Regions from separate parts of the Homo sapiens genome. Here region 2 is linked to region 1. A link is a contact called in ENCODE Hi-C or POLR2A ChIA-PET data. All regions are on one chromosome and are shown on one strand. Each heading gives the region's core, a stretch centred on a gene start or an enhancer-like site at or near the end of the contact. The rest is flanking DNA. Distances are from core to core; before and after follow the strand shown. Region 1 holds the start of GLIPR1L2 (GLIPR1 like 2). Region 2 overlaps LOC105369844 (a long non-coding RNA gene).

Region 1 (5,632 bases), core at 2,222-4,721:
GGCTGAGAATTTCAAAGTCAAGGGGCCATATCTGGTGTGGCCCTTCTTGCTACTGGGGACTCTGCAGAATCCCAAGGCAGCACAGAGTATCACATGGTAAAGGGGCTAAACTAATCCATTAACCCATTAATCTACGAATGGATCAATACATTCATGAGGACAGACCCAATCACTTCTTAAAGGCTCCACCTTTCAATACTGTTACATTGGGGATTAAGTTTCAACATGAATTTTGAAAGGGACAAATATCCAAACAATAGCATTTACTATAACATATAGTTATGATCCAGCAATCATGCTCATGGTATTTATCCAAAGGAGTTGAAAACTTATGTCTACACAGAAACCTGCACAAAGATGTTTATAACAACTGTATTCACATTTGCAAATTGATATGGTTTGGCTCTGTGTCCCCACCCAAATCTTACCCTGAATTGTAATAATCCCCACGTGTCATGGGAGAGACTAGGTGAGAGGTAACTGAATCATGGGGGCAGGTTTTTCCCGTGCTGTTCTCATGGTAATGATTATGTCTCATGAGATCTGATGGTTTTATAAAGAGTAGTTCCCCTGCACATGGTCTCTTGGCTGCCACCATGTAAGATGTCCCTTTGCTCCTCCTTCGTCTTCCACTATGATTGCGAGGGCTCCCAGCCATGTGGAACTGTGAGTTCATCAAACCTCTTTCCTTTATAAATTACCCAGTCTTGGGTCTGTCTTTATTAGTGGCATGAGAATAGAATAATACACCAATACCTAGAATCAGCCAACATGTCCTTCAGTAGCTACTGGAATAAAGAAATGTTGGTACATCCAGAAAATGAAAAATTATTCAGTGCTAAAAAGAAATTAGGTATCAAGCCACGAAAAGACATGGAAGAAATTTACACACATATTACTAAGTGAAAGAAGCCAATCTGAAAAGACTACATACTGTATGACTCCAACTATATGACATTCTGGAAAAAGCAAAACTATGAAGACAGTAAAAAAAAATTAGTAGTTGCCGGGGTTAGGAGGCAGGGAGAGATGAATAGTCTGAGCACCAGGGATTTTTAGGCAGCAAAACGACTCTATATGGTACTAAATGCTGGAAACATGTCATTATACATTTATACCAACCCATGAAATGTGCAACACCAAGAATGAGCCCTAATATACACTATGAACTCTGGGTGGGAATAATGGATAAATGTAGGTTCATCAGTTGTAAATGTACTACTCTGTTGTGGGATGTTGATAATGAGGGAGTTTATGTATGTGTGGGGACAGGAGTTACATGAGAAATCTCTGTACCTTCCTCTCAGTTTTGTTGTGAACCTAAAACTGCTATTAAAAAAGAGTCTATTTTTAGAAAAGGAATTGGTAAAAAAAACAAAACAAAACAAAAAAAACACAGAAGTAGCTCTACCACTCCCTGGCTGGGTGGCCTCAGGCAATTTGATTTCTCTTTTTCTCAGTTGTTTTTCCATCTGTTAAAGGGATAATAACTATTTCTTAAGATTTGTGTGACTTGAGTGAGTTGATATTGTCCAAGCATTTTAAATAGTGCCTGACACATTAAATATTTGTGAAATAGATTAAAAATAGTATTCACCACTCTGTATTGTAACTGTTTGATGATTCATCTGTGTCACCTTTAATTAAAAGCTCCCTGTGGATAGACTCCATGTCTAGCTTGTTCAGCATTTGAGCCTTTAGCTGGGCTGTGACACACAGGAAGTACCAAGGAAATATTTATTGAATGAGATGTCTAGCAGTGGAATGGGCTTCCCTGTTGGTCTAATTATTTAAGAAAAGGATGTGATGATCACCTGTCAGTGATGTTCCGGAGAGTATACCTAACACAGGAGGCTAGCAATAGTGGCTAAAATTTCTTCCAAATCTAAGATTGCATTATTCTATTTATACTTTTTCTTTAGCATTTTTTGCAGTCTAACAACAGTACCACCATAATAAAAGAATTGCATCTTTCAGCACTTGCCACCTTCACCCTTAAATAGGTTCTAGCCATACTAAAATACTTCTAGCGTTTAGGATCTTCCTCTCCTTAGGCACATTACATGCTTTTCCCTTTGTTTAGAATGCTATCTTAGACTTGTCTGTTTCACTTTCTGTATACAATTTCCAGAAAGGCTTCCCTGCTCCTCCACAAGAGTACCAAGCAATAGAATTTTGGCTTTGTATTTATCACGTTTTAAATACTGCCTGATTGCTAATTCACTAAATTGTAAGCTGCTTGAAAGCTGGATCTGTGTCTTGTCTACTGATCTTTCTCAATCACTTAAAACTTACTACTATGCAGTCATAGTAGTAAGTATTCAAGGGCATAAATGAAACCATCTTACATAGGTCTATTGTTTTTCAATTGTGTGCATCACAGACAATTTTTAAAAGCACTTTTCTTTTTATAAATGTTTGGCTAACCTGTTACAATGTTTTGTAGTAAAATTCTCTCCCAATGTCAATTTTCCATATCTGCTTAATGCTATTAAGCACAATATGTAATATGCAAACGTGTATTCCAAAACTAATACTTGCTTTTTTTCCATGCTTAGAATTTAAAGTCTTCAAAGCAAGTTGGTTTTGTTTTGTTTTGTTTTTGAGGAAAATGTTTGGAGGTAAACAGATCAGACCAAAATCAGCTAGATATTAGCCAATTTTGTCTGGAACAAAAAAAGAAAACAAAAGAGTTCGTTCTTACTGTGAATGCCACAATTAGTGAAAAAGATGAATCTTGATATTCCGGGCTGTCTGAATTGTGCTGATGAGAGAAGAAGTAGAAATGTTTTAACCTTTGAAGAGTTTGGTGATCCCTACTCTCCCTTCACTCCCATTTATTTTGTGGTTTCCCACAAAGGTTCATTTAAAAACTGAAAAAAATCTCATCAATTAAGTTGGCCTTAAGAACTTCTTTGGCCTTAAGAACTAGCAATATTTCTGTATTCCATTCTGTCCCTGAGGAAAATAAAAGGCAGGCCCTGCACCAAATTTCCAACTCAACAGGTAATGGGGAAAAAAAATTTAATTGAATTTGTATCTGTATCGCAGAAAAATCATTTCACCTGGCACAATTAGAAGGTTCCTCAGACCTGTTACTCAGCAATTGGCATTTACCATACAAACTGATGACTCATTAATAACGACATATCATTCAGTGTCAGAAATCAATTCGGGATAACATTTCACTACATTAGTTTAGTGAAAAGGGCTTACTCACGTAACACAAGTCTTTCTTTAGTTTGTCAGACATCTATTACCAGCTTTCTTCACTCTGCAGGTCTAGCTTTCCCCTCCTCTCCCCCTCCCCTACCCACTCTCCCCTCCCTCTTCTCTCCTCCCTCCTCCTTACCCCCTCCTCCCTCCTTTGTTTTTCCCTCCTCCCTCCTCCCTTTCTCCTTCCGGGAGGCGGGACAAGGCTTGCTTGCGTCCTCCGTAGATTGGCAGGTCACTGGGACGGCCAGCGCGTGCGCACTGGCCTGTCAGCGGCCGGTGGACCATGGAGGCCGCAAGGCCCTTCGCCCGGGAGTGGAGGGCCCAGTCCCTACCCCTGGCAGTAGGGGGCGTTTTGAAGCTGCGGCTCTGTGAGCTGTGGCTACTGCTACTGGGTTCTAGTTTGAACGCCAGATTTTTGCCAGACGAGGAGGACGTAGACTTTATCAACGAGTACGTGAACCTCCACAATGAGCTGCGGGGCGACGTCATTCCCCGAGGGTCTAACTTGCGCTTCATGGTGAGGCCGGAAGGCGGTTTGCCGACCCTTCCACTACCGTTGCCACAACGCCTCCCTGGATCTCGGGTAGTTGGGGCCACTGCTCTGAGGCTGAAGGATCGCGGAGAACCGCACTTTTAGCTTGGTTTTTAAAGTACACGTGAAGTTTACACAGAGAAAAACTGCGGACACTCTAACACATGCTTATTACCATGATATTACACAGGGCCAGGACTAAGGTGATGGAGGCACTGGCCTGAAGTGCAGATTTTAAGGGGGCGCCAATTCAAGAAAATGATATTTTAATGCAACGGGTTTTTAAAAATTAAAAATCAGTGCAAAAATATCAATATCAAGGGTAAAGAAAATGTTAAAAAATTTAACAAAGACAGGTTCCTTGGGTCTGGATTAGGGAAAAACAAGTGCGACACTCTCAGGGTGGTGCAAATCAAGATGAGATTCTGTTTGTATTTGAAATTTTTATTTTTAGCTTTTTCCATCATCGATGTCACATTAGCTTTGCCTTTTAAAAATGTTTGTTATCTTGATTTTTTTTTTTTGTGCCCATTCCAAATTTGGCTCCTAAGGAAGTGTCTCAGTTTCCTCACCCTAGTCTTGACCCTGATTTTGCCTTACCTTACAATGCGGTTCTTGCTTTCCCCCTCTTTTACACCCTATAGTCATTTAACAACTCAACTATTCCCTGGTTGCTATTGAGTTTTCCTGACTGTCATTAAAATGACTGAAAATCCGGCAAATAAATAACTGTCCTCTTAGGGAATTAGAAGCTTCAAACTTATAAATTATATTGCAAGGACTACTTTCCTAGACATGTCTTTTCTTCCTTCAGCATTAGTTCTTAGCACAAATTTCAGAAATGGGATAAATAAATTAAGGGTATGATATTTTTTATTAATTTAACACATAGCAATTGCTATGCTAAAGGGTAGTGCCAAATTTAGCAAATACCAGCTGTTCTGTTTTCACCACATCCTCACTGATTTGGACATGTTCAATTACTTGCTAAATGAATAAATTACAAAAATGGTCATTTGTTTTAATGTTGATTTTAAAATACTATTTTGATAGGACATACTTGAGTTCTTTCTTCGTCATTTCCTTTACCTTTTATATTGTCAGCATTTCCATGTCAGATTATATGCTGTCTTATAGAACTATGCTAGCATTTGGTTCTATCTGCTGAAGATACTTTTTTCTAAGCCAATTCTTTTTCTTTTGAATTCAATTATAGAGTTTGGGGATATTTGGGAGTTTCAACTAATTTCCCATTTTTTGTGACTAATTCTGTTTCTTCCCAATTTGAAGATTATCCTTACTCCTGAAAATTAATAAACACATAATACTTTCTAATACAACTTTTCATAGGTTTTCTATCTCATCTCTAAAAATTATATAGTATTTCAAACATAAGGTATATAAAATAATATACCTGTATACCCACAATCGATATTTTTAAATATAGACATTTTTAAAGGAATAGTATTTGATATATAGGTTAAAGTCCCACCCTAAATTTTTACCTTTTTCTTCTTTCTTGAAGTTAATGTATATTTTTCCCATGTATTTTATTAGGACATAAATATTAACTGTAAATAGTATAGTCTATCATAATAGTATGGCCTATTTAAAATGTTTCTTTAGCAGATTTGGACATCACTCAGCTTATTTAAACTCTTTTATTGGTTATTTTTAGTATTTTAATGTATGTACTTTTTATAAATTCCAAAAGTTAATACCTGTAAACTCCACCCAAATATTAATAAGATCTTAGAACACAAATTCTGAATACTTTCCATCCTTATTCATGCTATTGCCGTGTAGTACTTTTGTTCTACCTTGCTTTTAAATACCAAAAAAATTGTTGTTTTTAAAAAATTGTATTACAATATACAGGACATA
Region 2 (5,632 bases), core at 2,167-4,666, 420 kb after region 1:
TAGCTTGAGAAATCAGAGACGTATGGATTGTGCTGATGAATCTTAGAAAAAGAAAGGTCTTCAGAAGATAATCTTTGAAGTAAGTAAGAAACAATTATCCTCATTTTATACTTAAGTACCCAAACCAAGAGAGTTTAAATGAGTCTTGCTCAAGACCACATGGCTCCTGGTGGCAAAAATAGAGCAGAATCTTATCTGTTGCTCTTCACAGCCTCAACATGTTTAAACAAGTGCTTGTTCCCGAAGCTGTTAGAAATCTTTAAAAGCATCTCTAATTGTTTAGCTGCTAGGTTTCTCCATTCAAGAATAAATCAGCATCTCTTGCAGCAAGGCCAAAGATTCAGGATTTCAAGAGTCTTTCCTACTGTTAGTCATTAAGAGCCCAGTTAGGAATCAAATATGCACTTAAATTTAGGTAAAACATGCATGGATTTTGCAGGCAGAGAGCTTGAGTTTCGATCTACCTTACTTTGGGCAAGTTTCTTCACCTCTCTTCATCTGGAAAATGGATGCAATACTAGTACCAATCTCACAGAGCTACTCTGAGGAGTAATTGAAATAGTGCATGCAAATTGTTCACTTACCGTAGTGACAAGACTATATATGTTTTCTGTTTTTTGTTTTTTGTTTTACTAGACCTCCACACGGATTTCTGATGATAGCAGCTGGATTAGCTATTCTCTCTCTCTGGCTATTTCTCATTTCTGCAGCTACTTGACTGAGGGAATGGCCCCACTCTTTTTTCCTGCTCCCTTGGTGTCAGGCTAATTGAATAAAAATAGGAATCTACAAATTAAAAGTCTCACACATGCTGCTATAGCAACGCTCTCTCTCCCATTCCTCTGATTACATGCATCCATCCTCTTGTAGGCTTAAGACAAATGTAATAGTGATTTGCAAGGGCTCTAGGGTCAAACTAGGGTGACCAACTGCTCCAGTTTGCCCAGGCTAAGGAGTTTTCAGGGACATGGAACTTTAAAGGCAAAAACCAGGATTGTCCCAGGAAAACAAAACAAAACAAAAAAAAAACAAACAAAAATCCAAGATGTTGTTCACCCTCTATCAGACTGCCTAGGTTCTATCTTTGGGACCTTAGGCAAGTTACCGACCTTGCTGTACCTCCATTTCCTCATCTGAATATAGATTATAACATCTTTCCTTATAAAGTTTTTTTTTTAAGAGTAAATGAATTATATAGAGAGTGCTCAGAATAGTACCTAGAATGTAACAAGCACTCAATACATGTTGGTTAGTATTACAATTACTAATCACTACAGGAAAACATGGAGTAATAAAACTAACACACAAGGACATGATGGAGGATCTAGAATCTTATAAAGTCCTTAGAGCCCAAGAGTGAAGCATCTAGGAAGGATTATCCACCCCAACAATCCCCCACCCTGCCATCATCGGGTCATGATCCTTCTCTGGGAGATCATGAAACCAAACAAAAATAATAATATACTATGACCTCAAGAAAGTATAATAAGAGAAATACAAATTGCACTACCTTGAGCTAATTTATTTGACTAATCAAAACAAAACAAAGCAAACAAACAAAAAAGCCCCAAACAGAAGTTTGAAAATGCTCAGTTACTAAAGCTGCAAAGAAATAGACACTCTCACACTGCACTAGAAGGCAGGCAAAATGGCCAGCCCCCATGGAAGGGTATCTGGCAATATCTACCAAAATTACAGATGCATTTGAACCACAATGCTACTCCTGGGAATCTATCCCACAGTTACTGTTACCTATGTATCACAGCATAGATGGTTAAAGATATCAACTAGAGAACTGTTTCTTATAGCAAAAACTGGAAATGACCTCCAAAAATAGGGGACTGGTCAAAAGAACTATGGTGTATCTGTATAACTGAATATGGTACACAAATAAAAAAAGAATGAAGAAGCTCTCTATGTATCAATATGGCAAGATCTCCAAAATATATTGTTCAATAATGAAAAAGCTTGGTGCAAAATAGTGTAATATGCTATCTTTTCTGAAAAAAGAGAGGAGGAAATAAGAATGTATATGTATGCTTGTACATGCAATAAGAAACACTGCAGCTGGACACAATGGTGTGCACCTGTAGTCCTCAGCTACTCAGGAGGCTGAGGCCAGAGGATCACTGAGTCCAGCAGCTCAAGGCTGTAGTGCACTATGGAGGCACCTGTGAATAGCCACTTCGCTCCAGCCCAGGCAACGTCATGAGACCCTGTCTCGAAAATAAAATAAAAAACACTGGAAAAATAGCAAGAGACTAATTGAAATTACTTATTAAGGGCAGAAAGAAACTGGGTAGATGAAGAGCAAGGTGGGAGCAACATATCTCAATCTAGATTTTTAAATTTTGTTTTTATTTTCACCTTGTAAAGTGTAGTACATAACAAAAAATATATTTGTAGGCCAGGTGCGGTGGCTCATGCCTCTAATCCCAGCACTATGGGAGGCCAAGGCGGGTGGATCACTTGAGGTCAGGAGTTTGAGACCAGCCTGGCCAGCATGGTGAAACCCCGGCTCTACTAAAAACAAAAAAAATTAGCCGGGTGTAGTGGCACATGCCTGTAATCCCAGCTACTGGGGAGGCTGAGGCAGGAGAATCACTTGAACCCAGAGGCAGAGGTGGCAGTGAACCAAGATCATGCCACTGCACTCCAGCCTGGGTGACAGAATGAGACCCTGTCTCAAAAAAAAAAAAAAAAAAAAAAAAAAGAGGCAGAGGTTGCAGTGAACCAAGATCATGCTACTGCACTCCCGCCTGGGTGACAGAATGAGAGCCTGTCTCAAAAAAAAAAAAAAAAAAAGAAAAGAAAAGAAAAGAAAAAGGAAAAGAAATATACATTTTTAAAAACCAAAGTAAAAAATTAAAATCTCCTTTTCTATATCATCCACTTAAAAATTAGCATAGTGTGCTATGATGGCACCTGTGAATAGCCACTTCACTCCAGCCCAGGCAATATCATGAGGCCCCATCTCTAAAACAAAACAAATTTAAAAAAAGAAAGAAACTGGAAAAATAACAAGAGAGCACTTAACTTCTATAAAACACATCTCATTTGAGAAGACAGGAAATTGTGTTGAAAACAACCCCATGGTATCCTCCATGCACCCAAACAAATAAACAAAAGATTTCTGCCATGTGATTTTGAGGACCACTCCCTGCCAGCTAAGCAGAAAGAAAGCAAGGGCACAGGTGGTGTTCTGGGAATTAGAGTCATATAGGAACTGATTTATATTCCTCTCCCATTTGTATGTAGACCCCAGTAACCCAACAGCGTGGCCAGCATCTGGGAGGAGATAAAACGCAGTGTGTTTTGCCTTTTTCAGCTAGGATGAGGTTTCATTCTCTCATCGTTTTACATTTGCACGATAGGAGATCTGTTCTGCTTCTTATGTTAATTGAAATCGGCTGCTTTGGGCTCTGACACAGGCATTTAGCGCTAACAGTCAATTGCTCTTTCCTCAGCCATCTGGCAAAAGAGTTGAAACCAGCAATTTTCTGAGTCAGAATTAGACATCTGAAAACAAACGTGCACATAGGCAAACCTCTTAGAAGTGCAGAATGAAAGAAAGTAGCAGGTAGCAGGATGCTATAAAGCCAACTCTGAAGCAATGGGATCTCTAATAGGGGAACCCAAAAGGGTACGTTGGCTTCTGACACCACTACCACCCTTTCCAGTATGCATCAGAAGCACTGGGAATCAGGCTGTCTCTCTCTCCCTTACCTTCCCTGCTAAATGGCAGGAGCTACCCTAGCTTTGGCCTCATTTGGCTTTCCCTTGTAGACAGGTGTACTACTCTCTCAGATATTCTCACCTTTAGTACTTGAGCAGCCACTTCAAGTTCAGCAGGAATTTATGGAGCACTCGAGCTTCTGTGATAGCATCTTCTCCTGGTTCTTCAAAATCCCTGACTGTTCTTTTTCTCCTCCCCCTCATGTATTCCCCTTTCTCCATCTGCCCTTTAAATGTTGGTGTTTCCTCAACTTCTGTCCTCGGCTCATCTTACATCATATATTTACTCTCCTGTTGCAGGTTTGAGGCTGCAAACAGGAGAGTAAGTATATGGTGTAAGATGAGCTGAGGCCTAAAGGACCATGCAAATAGTGCTGGTTTCATTCTTAAGAGGGGGACTCATTCTAGACCCTTTCTGACACAGGCTGCTTTTTTCTATGGGCCCATTCAGAGTTTCATGATGAAGCACCAAACTCTCTTCACACAAAAGCAGCAGTGACTCTATATCTGGCTGCCATTTCCTGCCTTCCAATTGAAGTCTTTCCTAGTAAAGAGTTAGGACACCCCCAAACCTGGGCAGAACATATCCCCCACCCCCAACCACCAATGTCAATGGCTCAAAAGCTACACAAGTAAACCTTAAGTATTAGTAAAGCACAAATCATGTCACTTCCAGATGGAAGACTGTGTCATTCCTGAATCAAACACTCATTTGTGGTACCCATTATGGTGCCATTTGGCCCTACAAATCCTCTATACAGAAAGTGCAAATAATACACAAGTGCTCATCAGGTTAATCTGAGTGGTAGCTGTGTCCACGTGTGCCTGTCCATGCATCCCTCCCAAAGATTAGCTAAGCATCCGCTCCAAGCATCTTTCATCTGCTGAACCCTCTTGCTCTGCCTTTACTCTGGTCCTTATATCCACATCACTAAGAGGGAAGGTTAGTGTAGAAGACAGACAGGATGTATGAAGTTTGGATAACACAGGATTTGGGGAGTGTGGTCTTTCTGCCCACATGCACCCTGCCCTAAGTGAGTTATGTTCTTCTTTCCCCTTGTTTATTGCTCTGTTTTGAATTGATTCAATGAAGTATGAGATTCCAACATATTCATTCCAGCTATGAGCCTTCCTGTTCTGTGACCTCTGTAATAAGTTGCCTGGTATGGTACTTGTAGGCTATCCTTGCATCAGAGTGATTTCCCACAAGACATTTTATTGGCTTCATCTGTATTTTACCTTATGATTACATGCTACTATTCTTTTTTGCATTTTCAGATTTCCCTTTAATAATTTTGTAATCTAGAAAGTAAGTGTGCTTTTCAAAAGGGTAACATGATCTACTGTGTCTTATTGAACCCCAGGCACTAAGGGTTGAAACTAAGTTTTATCCAGACTAGTTTCCTGTGGAGCAACACAGCAAATAGGATGGTGGTCAAGTTTGCACAGGTTGGCTTCTCACCTTATGTAAGAATGTCAGAGATGGTCCACTTGCTGTCTGTCCCCTCACTCCCTGCTGTAGTCAGATGTTTATGACTTATCTGTAGACCCCAGACTCAACTAAAGCATAGGAGCAGCTCAATGCTGGGTTCTTGGTGCTAGCATCTACCGCAATTCAGGGTGAAAATACTGGGGTAGGGGAGATGACATTACGAAGACTGACTAGCCACTGGGCAAGGTGCTCACAGCCTCAGATGCTGGACACAATCAGCCGTGTGTGTCACTGTGGACTTGGCTAACTGTGAATCTCCTTCCTCTGGCATTTCCTATTTTTATTCTCAGAAGGTAACTATAATTTTAGAGGATGCAAAATGGCAATCCACACCATGTCATCGTTAAACAATTAAGGAATTTCACATTTTTTAAAATCCAGATTTCTTGCTTCTCTTGACAAATG

What was found. Hi-C counts contacts between places; a loop is a spot of excess contacts on that map. ChIA-PET counts read pairs that join two places held with the same protein, here RNA polymerase II (POLR2A). Pooled maps may share reads with other maps.
Region 2: a loop to region 1 is called in a map of ascending aorta, with 2.2 times the contacts of the local background. The contact joins the enhancer-like site here to the promoter of GLIPR1L2 in region 1. A Hi-C loop is called at or near these places in 1 of 168 maps with a recorded cell type or tissue (ascending aorta) and 4 of 50 pooled maps. POLR2A ChIA-PET finds 5 or more read pairs at or near these places in 1 of 52 experiments (MCF 10A).

The regions. Positions count from the first base shown.
Region 1 is chr12:75,387,618-75,393,249 of GRCh38, forward strand. GLIPR1L2 (GLIPR1 like 2) reads left to right here and starts at 3,472. Exons shown (of 6, transcript NM_001270396.2): 1 at 3,472-3,733. The coding sequence starts at 3,500. It also overlaps a transcript of CAPS2 not described here. RefSeq lists a silencer at 3,274-3,446 and an enhancer at 3,404-3,533.
Region 2 is chr12:75,809,140-75,814,771 of GRCh38, forward strand. All of the region lies in intron 1 of LOC105369844 (a long non-coding RNA gene), which reads right to left. Among named protein-coding and RNA genes, the nearest start is that of PHLDA1-AS1, 220 kb to the right of the region's middle. Within about 2 kb of position 3,417, at least 3 of the 41 ENCODE cell types and tissues checked have a DNase peak (open chromatin) inside an H3K27ac peak, as active enhancers do.